Regions from separate parts of the Mus musculus genome. Here region 2 is linked to region 1. The links are chromatin loops, found by intact Hi-C in ENCODE. Cell type or tissue: heart. All regions are shown on one strand.

The links. Peaks named below come from ENCODE experiments on the same cell type or tissue, not always from the same donor. Only the 100,000 strongest peaks of a DNase experiment are listed, where the experiment ranks them.
Region 2: it touches region 1 in a loop (1.9-fold over the local background); 2 of 42 quality-filtered maps call a loop at or near these places.

Annotation. Positions count from the first base shown.
Region 1 is chr11:12,281,059-12,289,058 of GRCm38, forward strand. All of the region lies in intron 9 of Cobl (cordon-bleu WH2 repeat), which reads right to left. Among named protein-coding and RNA genes, the nearest start is that of Gm12002, 29 kb to the right of the region's middle. In heart, no CTCF peak of the experiment used is centred here; no DNase peak of the experiment used is centred here; H3K27me3 peaks cover 213 bases.
Region 2 is chr11:12,103,468-12,111,467 of GRCm38, forward strand. No RefSeq gene overlaps it. Among named protein-coding and RNA genes, the nearest start is that of Gm30423, 58 kb to the left of the region's middle. In heart, no CTCF peak of the experiment used is centred here; a DNase peak (open chromatin) is centred at 4,444.

The sequences.
Region 1 (8,000 bases):
TGTCAGAGCAGGTGAGGCATCTGCCACATCGACAAGGCAATCTATGAAAAGTATCATCCCCTGCACTTTCATCTTTCATCATTAGGTCTTCAGGGTTAGTGATTTGGCCTACATCTGCATAGCTGCCCATAAGGCACTGCAGGGCTACCACTAGTGATCTCAATTTAATATAAAACTGGTCAAGCAGAGAATATTTTTGTATGTTATATTAAACTGTTGTTGGAGGCTTTACCTAGTAGAGACTCAGTAAGTTTTACAAATAAGTGCCTTTTTAAATTTGCTCTTAAGTTTAGAACTCCCTTGGCCCTGAACACTTTCCGTTTTTTCTTGAGGAAATAATTACTATTTGATCCAGAGTCCTTGATGCCTTGTGCCTTAGGTTCTCAGGAAGATTAGAAAAAGTGAAAGATTTTTTTTTACACCTATTTATCTATCTAGCCATCCATCAATCTGTCTATCATCTATTATCTATCTGTCCAATCTAATGTATCACATATCTATGCATCTACATATTTATGTATCTATTTATCATCTATCTATGCATTTATCTATCATCTGTCTACTATCTATTACTTATTTTCTATGTATCTTTGTATCTATCTATGCACACACATATCTATATATTTATATAAATCTGTCATCTATGTATATATCTTATTCATCATCTACTATCTATCATCTATCTATGTATCTATCTATATCTATGTATCTATGTATCTATCTATCTCTACCTATCATCTATCTATCTGTCGTGTGTGTGTGTGTGTGCGCGCGCGACATGACTCATGGCATATGAGCATAATTTGTGGGATTGCTTGTCTCCACTCATCACATGAATTCTAGAGATCTAACTCAGATCATCCCACATGAGGGCACACAACTTTATCTGCTGAGCCATCTCACCATGCCCACCAATTGAATTTTTATTGCTATTTTTCTTGAGTCCCTTTCCCCTTTGTTTTCTGTTACATATACTTTGAGTTCTCCTGGCTTATTGATAGACATGTTAGGAAAAGGTAGATTTTATTTCCACTCATTCAAAAAAATTCTAGGTTCGAATAATGCTTATGATCCCTTTTGACATTTACCGCCATTTAGAAAGAAAACGTATCTTTCCAATATAAAAAGAAAAAGGAGTCAAACTACTCTCTTACAAACACTATTTACCTTTGAGTGTCCCCTTAAACACTCCTTCCTGCCCTCTGAGACCACAAGCCTAGGAACTGTAAAAACAAGGTGTATCTGGAGTCTGGGTATCTAACCCAGTGAGGAAGGCATCTTACTGCTACACTATTAAATTCATGATGACAATTTGAGACTTTTGACATCAAAACCTAATCTTCTGCATGGCACATAGCAAAAGACTCAGAGGACTGTGAGTCGTCTTCCACATCTCAGGCAAGATGACAAGGGACCTGCAATGCCACTTTGATGTTGAACATCTCAGAGACGCCAGTCCCTGGACCCACATGACCTCCCATGATTCCCAGAGGCCCATCCAGCGTCAGACCAGTCACCTGTCATCTTCTTACCTCCACCCCCTTTCAGCTGTACTGAAAGTGAAGGTTAAAGATTAAAAATGAAACTGTCACCATATATCTATCACAAAACCTTGTATTTAGTGTTTCTAAAACGTTTAAAATATAAAGTGATAGCTGCTTTTCTTTTACCATAGATTGCATTTCTTCAACTGTTATGTCTTCTTAGTTTCATACTGGTGACTTCTTAAGTTTACTATCTATAAAACTATCAAACGCATGAAGCTTTCAAGCTGCTCAGCATAATACAAGGTGCTCAATGTCCTGTACTGGATTCAGACCACATCATATGCCTTACACTGAACAGAGCCTTGCAGTGGTCTTTTGCTACCTGAGTGACAGGTGTATAGGGGCTGAGAAGTTCCAGATCAATCAAGATTATAATATCATCCCTCCCTCCCTTTGACTAAGAGCCTAAAGGTGAGTGAGTGACTTCCTGAATTTTTGTTTTCCATGGCATCCATGCAGACAAGTGGCTAATTCTTCTTGCTCTAGCTCAAGAATCTCTTAAAGTTCCTTCATTGCTGTCTCAGTAGCCTCAGGTCTGCATGCCATCACATGCCCTGGTGTAACGGAGGCTGGCTCTACCCTCTAGTAACACAAGGACCATCACCTTCCTGCATTCTTTCTTATGGTTCCCTCTTCTTTTCATCTAACACAATGTAGGTGATTAAAACTCTCCTTCAGTCATCAGACCACTAGAGGTGTCAGGTGAGTGGGGTCTGTCAAAGATTTTGGACATCTGACATCTTGGTCTCAGATACAATACATGTTCATTATTCTACACATCCCCTCCAAATGCATTGCCATAATGTGATAAAGCAGCATATGAATGTGGGCAGGCAGTTGGGGGCGGGATCCTCCAGGACTGTGAAAGCCTAGGTGTCTAAGGATTACCCATCTGATATGCCCACCCACATCTGCAGCCCCAGCAATGAGGCTGCCAGTTCATTATGTTTGCCTTCTTATTTGTGTACATTGCCAAAAGTTTGGGACATACAGACTTGCACAAAATGTGAAGATGATTTATTCAAACTGTTTCCTGGGTTTGTACTAATGAATAAAAGCATATATATTGAATATTGAAAGATGCCCTGACAGATGTTCTTTTGTGTTTCAGTGGTAATCCCCAAAGACTAATATACCATAAAATATGTGGAGAAAGGTATGCAACTAGGTTTACACTCATATAATGTGTTCTTGTCTAACACATATATATCCTGCAAAATTACCACCTAAAGTCTGCTCAATTCCACTGAGTGGTTAGCCTATAGACCATGAAAAGTCACACCATGATTTTCCCACGGATCCTTCTTGCCACTCAAGCAGGCTTGGTGATGTGTATCTCCTTGTAATGGTGACAAGATCAGCAGCTGAGCCCATCATTTGGGGAAACTTGTATAGAATTGTTTCTAGCCCTATCCAAAATCAACAGACTACACAGTCAGTAAATTAAATGTTTCATACACAAACCACCTGTCTAACACACAATTATGGCGGCCCAAAATAACTTGGCTTTATTGGTCAGAAAACACTCACCTCAGCAAAACTACCAATCCCCAAAATAACCTGCATGGATACTGAGGTCCAGACCTAAGTTTTCAAGGTCAGCTCTCAGGACTTGAGGCATTCCTCATTTTCCTTTGCTAAAAGGAAAGGATGGTTCACTATTACCAAATTTTACCTGGCATGTTTTTAGATTAGCAATTGAGGAAAATACTAACAACTGGAATGAGATACTCATCCTTAGGACAATCATGGATTACATTTGGTTGCTTTTAATTCTGGTCTGTGTTTTTTTGTTTTGTTTTAAAGGACACACACAGAAGAAAGTTTGATAATGTATGAAGAAAATTAGATATGTCACCGCACTATAGTGTTTATTCACTTACTTTATCTTCAAAGAATTTAAGATTTGTTCCCTCTATCTATTGTGTCAGTGATGGACTCAGGCAAACAGAATTCACGCATTTCTCATGTGTCTTTACATCCTGGTAGAACCAGGGTCTTTTGGAGACTCAGGTATCACTGACTAAATGCTGGTACCATATGATGCTGAGCACAATACTTCAGGAGGCTGCAAGTGTGGAGTCAGTTATGGTCCTGTTCTTAACATACCTTAGACTCAAAGGGTCCACTGAAGTGGTATTACCTAAGATTACCCCTGAGTTACCCACTAACAACATTTCTGCTTCCTGTTCTCTCATCTTTATGTTTTACAGACTTATGGTTCCTCATCCTAGAGTTCTATGAGTAGACACAACAAGGACTTTATTGAGCTGAAAGTTAAGACTGCCCATCACTTTGGGCTCTTCATGCCCTTGTAGGTCAGGAAAGGGTTACAATGATGGCTAGGGTGACTAATCTAGACTACAAAGGGTAAACTGGACTACATCTCATGCAGAAGTAGGGAAGAATGTCTCTAGAATACATGCTACCCCTTGGGGCATATCTCAGAATTACAGTGTTCTATGATTAAGGTCAATGGAAACTACCCTAACCCATTCCAGGCCAACTACTAAACTTTTAAGAATGAAGAATTGCACTAAGTAATGAACTATGACCAGTCTAGGCTCTTAATAAAGGCCAAAAAGAAGTTAGTTGATAGAAATACCAGTCCATATCATGAATACTGTTACAGAAATGATGAAAACAGCCATCTTCTTGTTTTGCTATGAATATGTTTCTAGGTATATGCAAACTATGCAAAAAGATACATCGCTTTCTTTTGGTCTTCTTTCCGCTCCGTGACATTTATGTCAGCACTTAATTATCTAACTTTATACCAGGAAATGGCTGAGACATGTCTCAAGGGTGTTGCCCCTGGAAGAAGGGAATCCCAAGTTTTTGATTGTGTGCAGCAGAGCTGCATTGTGTTGCTTGATATTAAGACCTTGTCATTATCTATACTTGGAGAGTAAGTGTGGTTTAAAGGCATCCATGTGGTCAGGGGTGAACTCTTGACAGTTGTTTATATGTCATCTGATGAGTCGAAGTGAGGAAACTATTTGTAGGGTGTCTGAGGCTGCTGTGGAGACATTAGCATGTTAATTAGTATAGATTATAAGAAAAAGACATGCCTTCTGGAGGTCAGGCTTCACAGAATGAAGCATCCAATCTGCCCAGGGTCAGAAGACAACAAAATGCTTTGTTTGCCTGGGGGCATCTCATCACCTTTGGACAGCAGAACCTCTGGCTTGAGGAATCTTACACTAAAACTGACTCGCCTTTCTGGTATTCTGAGGCTGTAGCCTACAGATGGCAGATGGTAGGGCTTTCTGTTCTCTAGTCACATGAACCAGTCTCTACTTTAATACAGTTTCTCTTGAGATACATGACTGTAAAACACACACAGATATATCTCTATGCATCTATAAGTCCCACAAGTAAAGCATTGTGTCTCTAATAAACATGTATTGACTGTTTTCTTGTCATTTCCTTTAAACAACACAACCATTTATATTATATTCAGTAGTATAAGTAATCTAGAGATAATGTAAATGATATATGTGAGGATTATGTAGGTTACATGGAAATACTACACCACTTCATGTAGGTGACCTAGACATCCAGAGTTCTCTGTGACTACTGAGGGGTAATTGCATCAAACATTAGACCCAAACAGTAGGCAGGATTAACATATCCACATTTCATTAAAAAACTATTATTCTTCTCATACTCTGAAGTTGTTCAGAAAATTAATTATGCAATTAGCAATGGTGTAATTTCTCCAAAATCGGCTTTCCCAGGGTGTAACTGAATATCCAGCATGGATATTTGGAAGGGCTTCTCTCTTTCCCTCCCTTCATGCTTCTTTTACCCGTCCTATGAGAAGTACAGGAGTCACAGCCAAGGAAATATGCTTTAGGGCTCAACTGCCTCTCTGTAGCTTGAGGATCCTGTACCCTCACCAGATACTGAAAGTCAGTGTAGCAGTAGAGCTCAGGCCTAAGTTTCAGACTTTTTGATCAGCACTGAGCTGGTCTGAAGATAAGCTTGTGTCTCTGAAGTGGCAAGAAGTGTCCACTCCAGGCATTTCAACTCAACACTCTCTGCAGTGCTCCCAGGGGAAGCCAGGGCTAATTCATTCCTGTGTTTTGTTGTTGTATGGAAAGATGAGTGCTTGCTCATTAGCATTGAGACAGCTGAGAATTCTCTGAAGGATAAAGAAAAGTGTGTACAGAAGTCAAACTCATCAGTCCTATCTGACAAAGACATGCAATACAGAATTCACTGTCACAGTTCAGGGGAAGTGGTAGAGCACCAGAGGGTCCCTGGGAAATGGTGGAAGTTCAACAGGTGCAGGACATTCATTTTCAAGAGCAGCTAAAGACACATTTTAAGATCTCTGTCAAAGGAGCCATGCAATGACAATATTTTAAGAAAAGAAAAATAGCAATTTAGCCTTGCATTTCTCAGGAAGGGGTATGAAGTAGAGAATGAGGTTTTATTTTGGTTTATTTCATAACATGATCAAAAATTTTCTTCTGGTTTTGTTTTGTTGTTATTTACAATGAGGACTTAAGTTGCTTAATCTTTCTAGTTTTTGAAAATTTGAGAATGAAATTGAAAGAGACCTTGGGACTTCAGTGAGAGACAGGCTGAGTGACAGGAGTGGTCTGATTGGATGTCGAAGATATCCAGAGTATCATCAGCCACTTACAAGGCATAGAGGTACTACTGTACCCCATAACACCTTCACAGGACAAACTGATGTTGCCTTCTCTCTTTTTATTATAAGAACACACACACACACACACACACACACACACACACACACACACATCTAGGTTTTAATGTATACTTTCTTACATTTTGAATTGTAGCCACTTTCATACTAATTTTGATTTGTTTCACGTTGGTTATCACTCTAAATGTTTATATATTTATTTGCTTGTATAATTCTCAAGGACAGTTTTGCTTTTCATAGAAATTGCAGAAGAGAACAATTAAATTGCCCGAGATTATGTAATAACAGAGTTAAGAGCTGGTCCCAAGCAGCTTGAGTCTTGCCTATCCTGAAGGACTTCAAGGTTGGGGTTGCTCAGAAGTGTTTCTCTCCTATGTGGAGAACAACCTAGTTTCCTAGCACAAGGATCTTAGTGACCCAAACAGCTCTCACTCCCCTTGCTGTTACTTGTTTCTGGTCATTGCATTCTAGATGCGTGGCTCAGTCACCATGATTGACTCTAGAACTCACATGAGACTTACTTTGGATTGAGTGAGCTAGTTCTAACTTTAGAGTGACAGTTCTTGGAACAGGCCAAGACAAAAGGCATACCAAGTAGCATTTCAGTAGCCCATTTCTGGATTGGTAATGACAAATGATAGAAAGCATGACTCTGAAGAGATATTTGTACATCTATGTTCCCTCTGGCATTATTCCTGATAAGAAGTATAAACAAATATATCTGTATATGGATAAATGGAGAAAGATAATATGGTATACACAAACAATGGAAGCTATTGAGTCTTTATAAGGAAAGCAAGTCTGCTGTGTGCTACCGTAAGAATGATTCCCGAGGCCATTATGCTGAGGGCAATGAGTCAGTCCCAGGAAGACAAATGTGGTGTGATTCCATCTATATGAGATACCTAGAGCATCAGATTATTGTAAAACAGGAGATGGGAGTGTGATTGGCAAGTTGAGGAAAAGGGCAAAACTGGAGTTAATGGATACAGAGTGAGACTTGGAAGATGGCAAAGCCCTGGAAGTCTGCTGTGCAGTCATGTAAATACCCCAACAACCACAGAATCATGTCCTCAAAAATATCTAATGTTGCACATTTTATGTTATTTTTTTAAGTTATAATTAAGAGCTACTAACTGATTCAGCAGTTTATACAAACAATTTAAGATGCCTTGCATAGGTCAAGCAAAAACAAGTCTAAGCAAAACACAGAGGCCGCCAGGCCCTGGAGCAGAGTCTCAAGGGCCCTTTTGCCTGGGAAGTCGGCAACACAATCTGTAGCTAATGGTTAATATCTTGGCTTGGTTTCCTCAGAAGTCCTGTTAGCTGGGAAAAACTGGTGACAACATGACAACCTTTAAGATGGATAGAATTCATTACACGAGAGGAGTATGAGTAACTGATTTCAGAAAACATTCGGAAGTCCATAAATATGAAGCATCTTTACAATGCTCTGCAAATAAACAGAATAAACAGGAAAACATGTTGAGCTGACTATGAATGATCTATAAATCCCAAAATTCAAATGCAACTAAGATACAAAGTAGGCTTCAATCATGTGTGTATGTGTGTTCACACGTGTGCATGCAGCAGCAACAACAGCACATAGGTGCACATGTATTCACAAATGCTTGAAAGACCCCAGTGGAGGCTAAGGCGTACACGTCAGAAAAGGGACAGCATGAGCTAGAGGGGCTTCTGGTTTCAGCATGGTGCAGGCTGTCACAGTTACTGACCATCCCTGGAAGCAGCTCCTGCGACGGACAGGTTTT
Region 2 (8,000 bases), 180 kb before region 1:
GTCTTTAGCCATCTGGATTCCTGTTGTAGTAGTTATTGGGAGGGCACTTATCCTCAGTGGTCCTGGTGCGGGAGGCCTCTAATGTGTATCCTTAGGATGTATGGTTCTGGAATAGCAGGTCTTTATGGTTTGAGATCCATAGGTTTGTTGAAGGTGGGTGGAAAGGCAACGGTATAATGGAGGTCTGCTGGGAATAGTAGAATACTCAGGGCAATTTGATTATTACCCTAGAAGACTCAGCATGCAGGGCTCTGTCTGAATAATTTTAATTGTATGCATGTATTTCCAGGACTGACAATTTGCTATATTCTTCCCTGAAGACCATTTCTCCCATTCTTAGAATTCCTTATTTTCCTGTGGTTCCTTGTGTAAGGTGATACTCTCTGAGCTTTTCTTTATCCATGTTAATGTATCTATTAGAGTCATCCTTGTTCAGCTCATTATGAAGTTTTTAACCTGAGATTTTTTTAAAGAAAATTTTTGATATAGATCGTTAATACTATAAGCTTTATTCTTAGGAAAAGTTAAAGTCTCTTTATTTGCAGATGATCGATTCTATGCATAAAAGACCCCAAAGCCTCTACCAGCAAACTCTTACAGCTGATAAAACCATTCAGAAAAGTAGCAAAAAACAACTAAGACATGAAATCCAGTAGCCTTATTAAATTCCATCAACAAGCATACCAAGGGAGAAAGCACAAAAGTCACCTCACTTATTATAGTCTCAAAAGTATCAGAATAATCTAACCAAGAAAGTAAAGAGTTTATATAATGAAAAATTTAAGACACTAAAGAATGAAACTGAAGAAGATACCAGAAGACATAAAGACCTAAATTCATTGGTTTGTAGGATTATGTTGTGAAGATGGCCATCATACCCAAAGCAGTCTACTGATTCAGTGCAATCCACATCAAAATTCTAACACTATTCTTTACTGAAGTTGAAAAAATATTTTCAAAATTCATATGAAACTACAAAAATATCTTCAGAATAGCCAAAACAATTCAAAACTTGAAACTAAAACCTTAGGGAATTAAACAAAATCTCATAAGAAAGCTTTACTAACAAATTGGATCAAGTAGAAGAGAGACTATCAGGCCTTAAAAAGAAGTTAGGTAACTTGGATCACACAGCCAATGAAAGTAGTAAATGTTTAAAACAACAATAAGAAACCCAAGAGCAACAGACCTTTCAGGAACCCTGGAATACTATAAAAAGACTAAAATCCAATAACATAATTATAGAAGAAAAATAAGAAATTCAGGTCAAAGGCAGATAAAATATTTTTAATAAAAATCATAAAGGAAAAAATTTCCAAAGCTAAGCATGAAATTCCTATTGACATATAAAAGGAATAAAAGACACCAAATAGACAGAACCAGAAAAGAACTACTTACATCACATAATAATTAAACCATATATGAACACAACATAGAAAGAATATCAAAAGATGTAAGAAAGTAAGTCACTAATAAAGGCAAACCTATAAGAATATCACCCAACTTTCCCCAACAGACTTTGAATAACAGAATGATCTGGACAGATGTTCTACAAGCTCTGACATAACCCAGATGACAACCTAGACTATTATACTCCACAAAACTATCATTCATATTTAAAGGAAAAAGAAAAGCTTGCATCATAAAAATAGGCTAAAGATATTTATGATCATTAAGATAGCTTACAGGAGCTCTTAGAAGGAAGACTTCAAGTTGAAAAGATGAAACACACTGAAATGGGCAAGGGTAATATGTAATTCCAGAACAGTTGATCAATGTAGGCGTAAAAAAAATTCCACAACAACAAAATAATAGGATTTGATAAATGTTGTTCAACAAAATCTCTTTATATTAGCCAACATTCTCAACAACTAATTGGATTAGAAAACAGAATTCATTATTTTGTTGCTTCTAAGAAATACACTTCATCATTCACAATAAATACTACCTTAGAGCAACAGGATGGAAAGGCCAGTGGGACTAAGTAACTTGCAAGCATAAATATTTTGCTATCTGATAGAATAGACTCCAAACTCGAACTAGTGAAAACACAATAGAGATGGATATTTTACTAAAGAAAAAAAAAACCACCAAGTGAGTATTATAATCTCAAACATTCAGACACCAAACATAGAGGTTTCCAGCTTACTAGAAGAAGTACTATTAGATCTAAAACAAGAGATTGACTCCAAAATGGTGACAGTGGGAAATTTTGACACTCTACTCTCACTAACATACATATCATCCAGTCAAAAAGTAATAGAAAAACTCTGCAGTTAAATATCATAAACCCAAAGGACTTAAGAAATATCTATGGAAAATTCCACCCGTCCACTTGTGAATACAAAGTATTTTCATCAGCCATGAAACATTTGTCCAAATTGACTGTACATTAGGACAAAAAGCCAGTCTCAAGAAACTTAAGAAAATTGAGACAACAACCTACATTCTTTCTGACCATTAGATAATAAAGATGGCTATGAACAGCAACAGGAAAATTAGTGTGTAAACTTGTATAAACAAAACAACATTCTTGTCCTAGAAGGTTTTTCCTGTTATTGTGATAAAATTCTGACTAAAACCAATTAGAAGGTGGAAGGGTTTATTTGGATTACACATATTGATTAACAGTCTGTCATTGAGGGAAGTCAGGGCAGGAACCAAGAAGGAAATCTTACTGACTTGCTTTCCATGATTTTCTCAGCTTGCTTTTTATGCAAGTCAGGACCACTTGCCCAGGAGTGTCATTACCCATAGTAAGGTGGGTCCTCCCACACCAACCATTAGTTAAGAAAATGCCCTACACACATGTCAACATGTATACCATATGGAAGCAATTTCTTGATTGAGGTTTCTTCTTTCCACGTGACTAAATTTGTTTTAAGCTAACAAAAGCAAGACAACACAACACTACTGAATAAATATTGTGTCAAATGTCAAACACAGAAATAAAAATTCATAGAATTGAATAAAAATGAATCATAGCATACCAAAATCCATGGAACACAATGAAAATAGTCCTAAGAAGGAAATTTATTTAAAGTAAGCTTTTGTGAGAAACCCCTATATGCAATAGTGACTGGCTTAAAAGTTACTATGTAGAGCAGGCTGACCTCAAACTCAGTGAACTCCTCCTGTTTCTACTAGGTTTAAATGTGTGCACCACGTCAACCAACTTTTCAGGGGAATGCTTATATCACTAAGTGCTTACATTAGAAAATAGAACCCAATACTAGTAACTTAGTAACTCCTTCAGTGGCCTTGGAAAAGCAACAATAAGCATCACCCCAAAAATGTAGAGAGGAAGAGATAAATCAAAGCTGAGATTAATGAGATAGACATAAAAATAATAAAGAGAATCAAGGAAACCAGTTGATTATTTGAAAAAGATTACGAATATGGACACATTTTTTAGCAAAGTTAAGCAAAAGAAAGAGGACACACATCAGTTAAATCAAAGACAAAAATGGAAATATTATATCATAAGCTGAAGAAATTCAGATAATCAAAAGAATATTCTTTTAAAATCTACACTCTGCTATGTTAATGAAATGGATGAGCTTCTAGCAATCTAGGAACAATCAAAATTAAATCACGATGAAATAAATAACTTAAATAGAGTCATAATAATCATTGAGATCACTCAATTAAAAAAGGTCTCAGGGCCAGGTGGACTGAACACAGAATTCTACCAGACCTTCAAAGAAGAACTAATAGCAATACTACTCAAATTATTCCATAAAATCTAAAAGGAATGAACATTTTCAAATTCTTATATTCAAATTCTAATAACAAAACCAGACCAAGTTACAACAAAGAAAGAAAAAAGACTTTCTGATGATCACAGACACACGACTTTTCAAATAAAATATTTGCAAACAAAATCAAGTCTATATGAAAAAAGGACCACCATCGTGAGGTCAGCTTTATCTCAGAGATGAGGGTATTGTTCAACTTATGTAAATCCAGTGAATGAGATAAGGAGGATACAAGTAGGAGAAGAAATCAAAATAGCTTTTTTTTTTTAAGATGGCAATATTCTACACATTAAAGACTTCCTCAGAAATATACTACAGCTGGTAAACAAATTCAGAAAAGTAGAAAGGTACAAAATGAATACACAAACCGAGCATACCAAACTTCCTACATTGGGAAACTTCCTACATATCAACAATAAACATACTAAGTAAGAAATTAGAGAAATAATCTAATTCATAATAGCCTTAAAATAGAGGTTACTTGCTCTTGATTTTTCCAGTTCATTTAGGGTTACATTTGGGGTCCCCAAGACTTGAGTCTGCCTGCAAGGGACTGTACCTTCCTCTTGGCCCATATCCCTCCTTCTGGGACTTGCCTGATCTCAGTCAGCTGACTAGAGAGGGACTCTAGCCAGAACTTATCGACCAGAGACCGAGATAGGCTACTTATACACCTTTTCCTCAGCACCTCCCAAGTTTCGTTTTTGCTTGCCAGGCCAAATCTCTTTGGGACTTATATGGTCCCAACACCAGGGATCTCTCCAGCCAGTAAAAGTGACCCAGAGATCCAGATTCCTGCCAAATGCCTGGGACTCAGATCTGCTCTATCTGGCCTTGAGACCCAGGGGCATTCCTTGATAGCAGGGGAAACTTGTTCAAAGCAACTAGAACAATCTGCTAAAGTAATCACACTGTAGCAGAGAAATATAGGCCAACTTTTGATAGAAGTTGTAACCTCAAATACTAGGCAGAGGAAATTGAAATCCTAATCGTGCTATGAATTAACTCCCTCCTGAACATTGTAAACAGCTCTCTTGGGTATATAAAGGTGATTTGAATAAAAACAAACAAACAAACAGAAAAAAGAAAGAAAAGGTCAACCAACAAACTAACTCCAGATGTACAAATCCCCATGCAGAAATAAAAATATGAATTTTAAAGAAAACCAAACAGAAATGATGCTGGAAATGAAAAACTAAATGAGCCAATTTAAAAAGTCAGTGGCAAGTCTCACCAATAGAATAGATCATGATGAAAACCGAGAATGATGGATGATAGGAAAAAATGGTAGAGTTGAGTCACTCGGTAAAGGACAATGAGAATTTTTAAAATATATATGAATGGAACATAAGAGAGTTTTGGGACACAATGGAAAGAACTAACCTCGAAGGCATAGAAGAAAACCACACCAAAGACATAGAGAATATCTTCAGAGAAGTAATTTAAGAAAATCTCTCAAACATAGAGTCAGACATACTCTTCCAGATAAAAGAGGTTTTTAGACCACCAAATAAATAATACCAGTTTGAAATTCTCCATGACACATTATAGTTAAAATATAAATACACAGAATGAAGAAAGTGTATTGAAAACTGCAAGGGAGAAAAGTCAAATCACCTATAAAGGCAGGACAGCTCAACAAATACCTGATTATTTGACAGAAATCTTTAAAGCTTGAAGGGCCTGGGAAAATATATTCCAAGTTCCAAAGGCCAGAGCTATCAACCCAGCAAACCTATGAAATTAAAGCAAAGGACAAACGAGCACTTGCCATGATAAGACTTACGAATTCTAATCTATCTGTACACACTATACTAGAAGGAATACTTCAATCTGAAGAGAAGAATAAATACATTAAAGAGGTCACAGGAAACAACAAAGCAATGCCATGACAGATTACCAAAAGATAACTAGGAGACACTGGAAAATCAGCAAGACAACAGGAATTTATATAAGTCTTTCAGTAATAATTTAAAATATTAGTAGTCTGAACTGCCCAATAAAAGACACAGATTTATCAGATTGGATTAGATAATGGGATCTGTCATTTATTTTTGCTTCCAAGAAACATAACTCACTATCAATTATAGATAATACCTTAAGGAGACTATGTTGAAAAGAGTATTATCCCAGTGAAATGGAACTGAAAATAATCAGGCATAGATATTTTAGTATCTGAAAAACTAAAACCATAAGGAAAATAAGAAGGACCAAAATTCCAATGCATTTCTGTACAAAAAATTGGGAAAAAATGAGCTTAAATTTCATTTGGAAACAAAAAGAAACAGACCTCTACTATTTTGTAGAATTTGATACTAAGACCCTATTACTGAAAATACCACATTTTTAAATTATGGGGCATAGAGAAATCAAGCTGATACTAGCCTAAAAGCTTCCTTCCTACTGTCTAGTTTTTATAGTACTAAAAGGTGCTAGGTGTGCTACTAGGAAGAAAAAAATAATCAGTACATTTACACACCCAAGAATACCATGAAGTATAATAATGAGTGGCCTGGCAAGATATGCTCATCAGTGCAAAATTGGTATAAGTGTTATGGGAGTATCTAAGCACTCCATGTACCACATAGGTCTGGTACTGTGTACTGGTCCAAAACCCCATGGCAAACTAGAGCATAATTCCTGGGGAGAGCTTCTGCATTAAAATGATCTGAGTTATTTCCTAATGCCGTTAGGGGAAAACTTTATAGTGTTATTGTGCTAAACGCATAAAGTAATAGATTGCCCATAAATTCTTACTTTTATAACCCTGTGTGGTGGTTTGAATATGATTGGCCCAGGGAATGGCACTGTTTGAGGTGTGGCCTTGTTGGAGTAGATGTGGCCTTGTTGGAGGAAGTGTGTCACTGTGGGTGTAGTCTTTGGGACCCTTGTCCCAAAGAATGCCTGGAAGCCATTCTTCCAGCAGCCTTCAGACAAAGATTTAGAATACCCTGCTCCTCTTGCAGCATTCCTGTTTGGGAATGTGCTGTGCTCCTGGCTTGATAATGGACTGAACCTCTGAACATGTAAGCCAGCCCCAACTAAATATGGTCCTTATAAGAGTTACCTTGATCATGGTGTCTGTTCACAGCAGTAAACCCTAACCAAGACACAGTGGATTAGTATATCCACTATCATAATATAGAAGCTTGTGTGTGTGTGTGTGTGTGTTTTACATTAGATGATGTTAGATGATGATTAATACAGAGAATGACTACAGGTCAAACTTGAGAGAATAAGAGACTGTGCAACTCAGCTCTAAATGGAACACCTGTATCATACCATTTCCTCCTACAGTGTAGGGATCATTGGGGAAGAGGCAGAAAGATCATAGAAAACATTGTAGATGGATGCTGTCAAATAATATTTGCCAGATGAGACAGCACATGAACTCACAGTGGCATGCACAGGATGTGCATAAAACCAAGCCATCCAGAAGTCCCAGCATGGATGGGCAAGAGGCTAATGATGTGCCACCACATCTGAGTAGCTATTGGTATTTGATGGCTGCTGGGGGAGGGAGAATGAGGTTTCTTCATGGTGAGAGCCTTGAAAAGCTACATATACTAGTAGAAGGCCCACAGAGAAAGCACTAAATTCACTCAGTAGGTTAAAAGAGGAACACATGAAGCTGAGAAGGGAAAGTCATGGGAGTGGTGAGGAGGAATTAAAGGAGAATAAAGTGGGGTTTATTTTATTAAAGTGCATTACACACAAGTGTGAAATCTTCAAACTGAAAATAAGGTTGGAAAATAATTGCACAAGATATCTAACAGCAATCTCTGGTCTCCATACGCATGAGGCCATGCATAAGCGTAGACCCACCCCCATACATGCACAGACTCACTTGAATACACATGATAGAGAAGGGGAGGGGGATGAATGGAGGGATGGAGAGAGAGAGAGAGAGAGAGAGAGAGAGAGAGAGAGAGAGAGAGAGAGAGAGAGAGAGAGAGAATTTATTCTATTGCTTTGAAGTAGACTCCTAACTCTAATGGAAGGTGTCACTATGATTTTAGATAGGTGTATCTATCTGTATGGTATTAGCAAGAATGTATTTGATCTTTGTGTTGGTTTCCTGTCACATAACTCCCCAAATACTTGGGTCTTTCTAAATAATAGGAGTATCTTGTTATTCATAATGATCCCCTTTGAGATCTGTAAATTTGCTCTTGAGATGAATTTGGGAGACCCTTTGCTAACTTTCAGATAGAAGCAGTACCAGGAAGCCCACATGCTTAG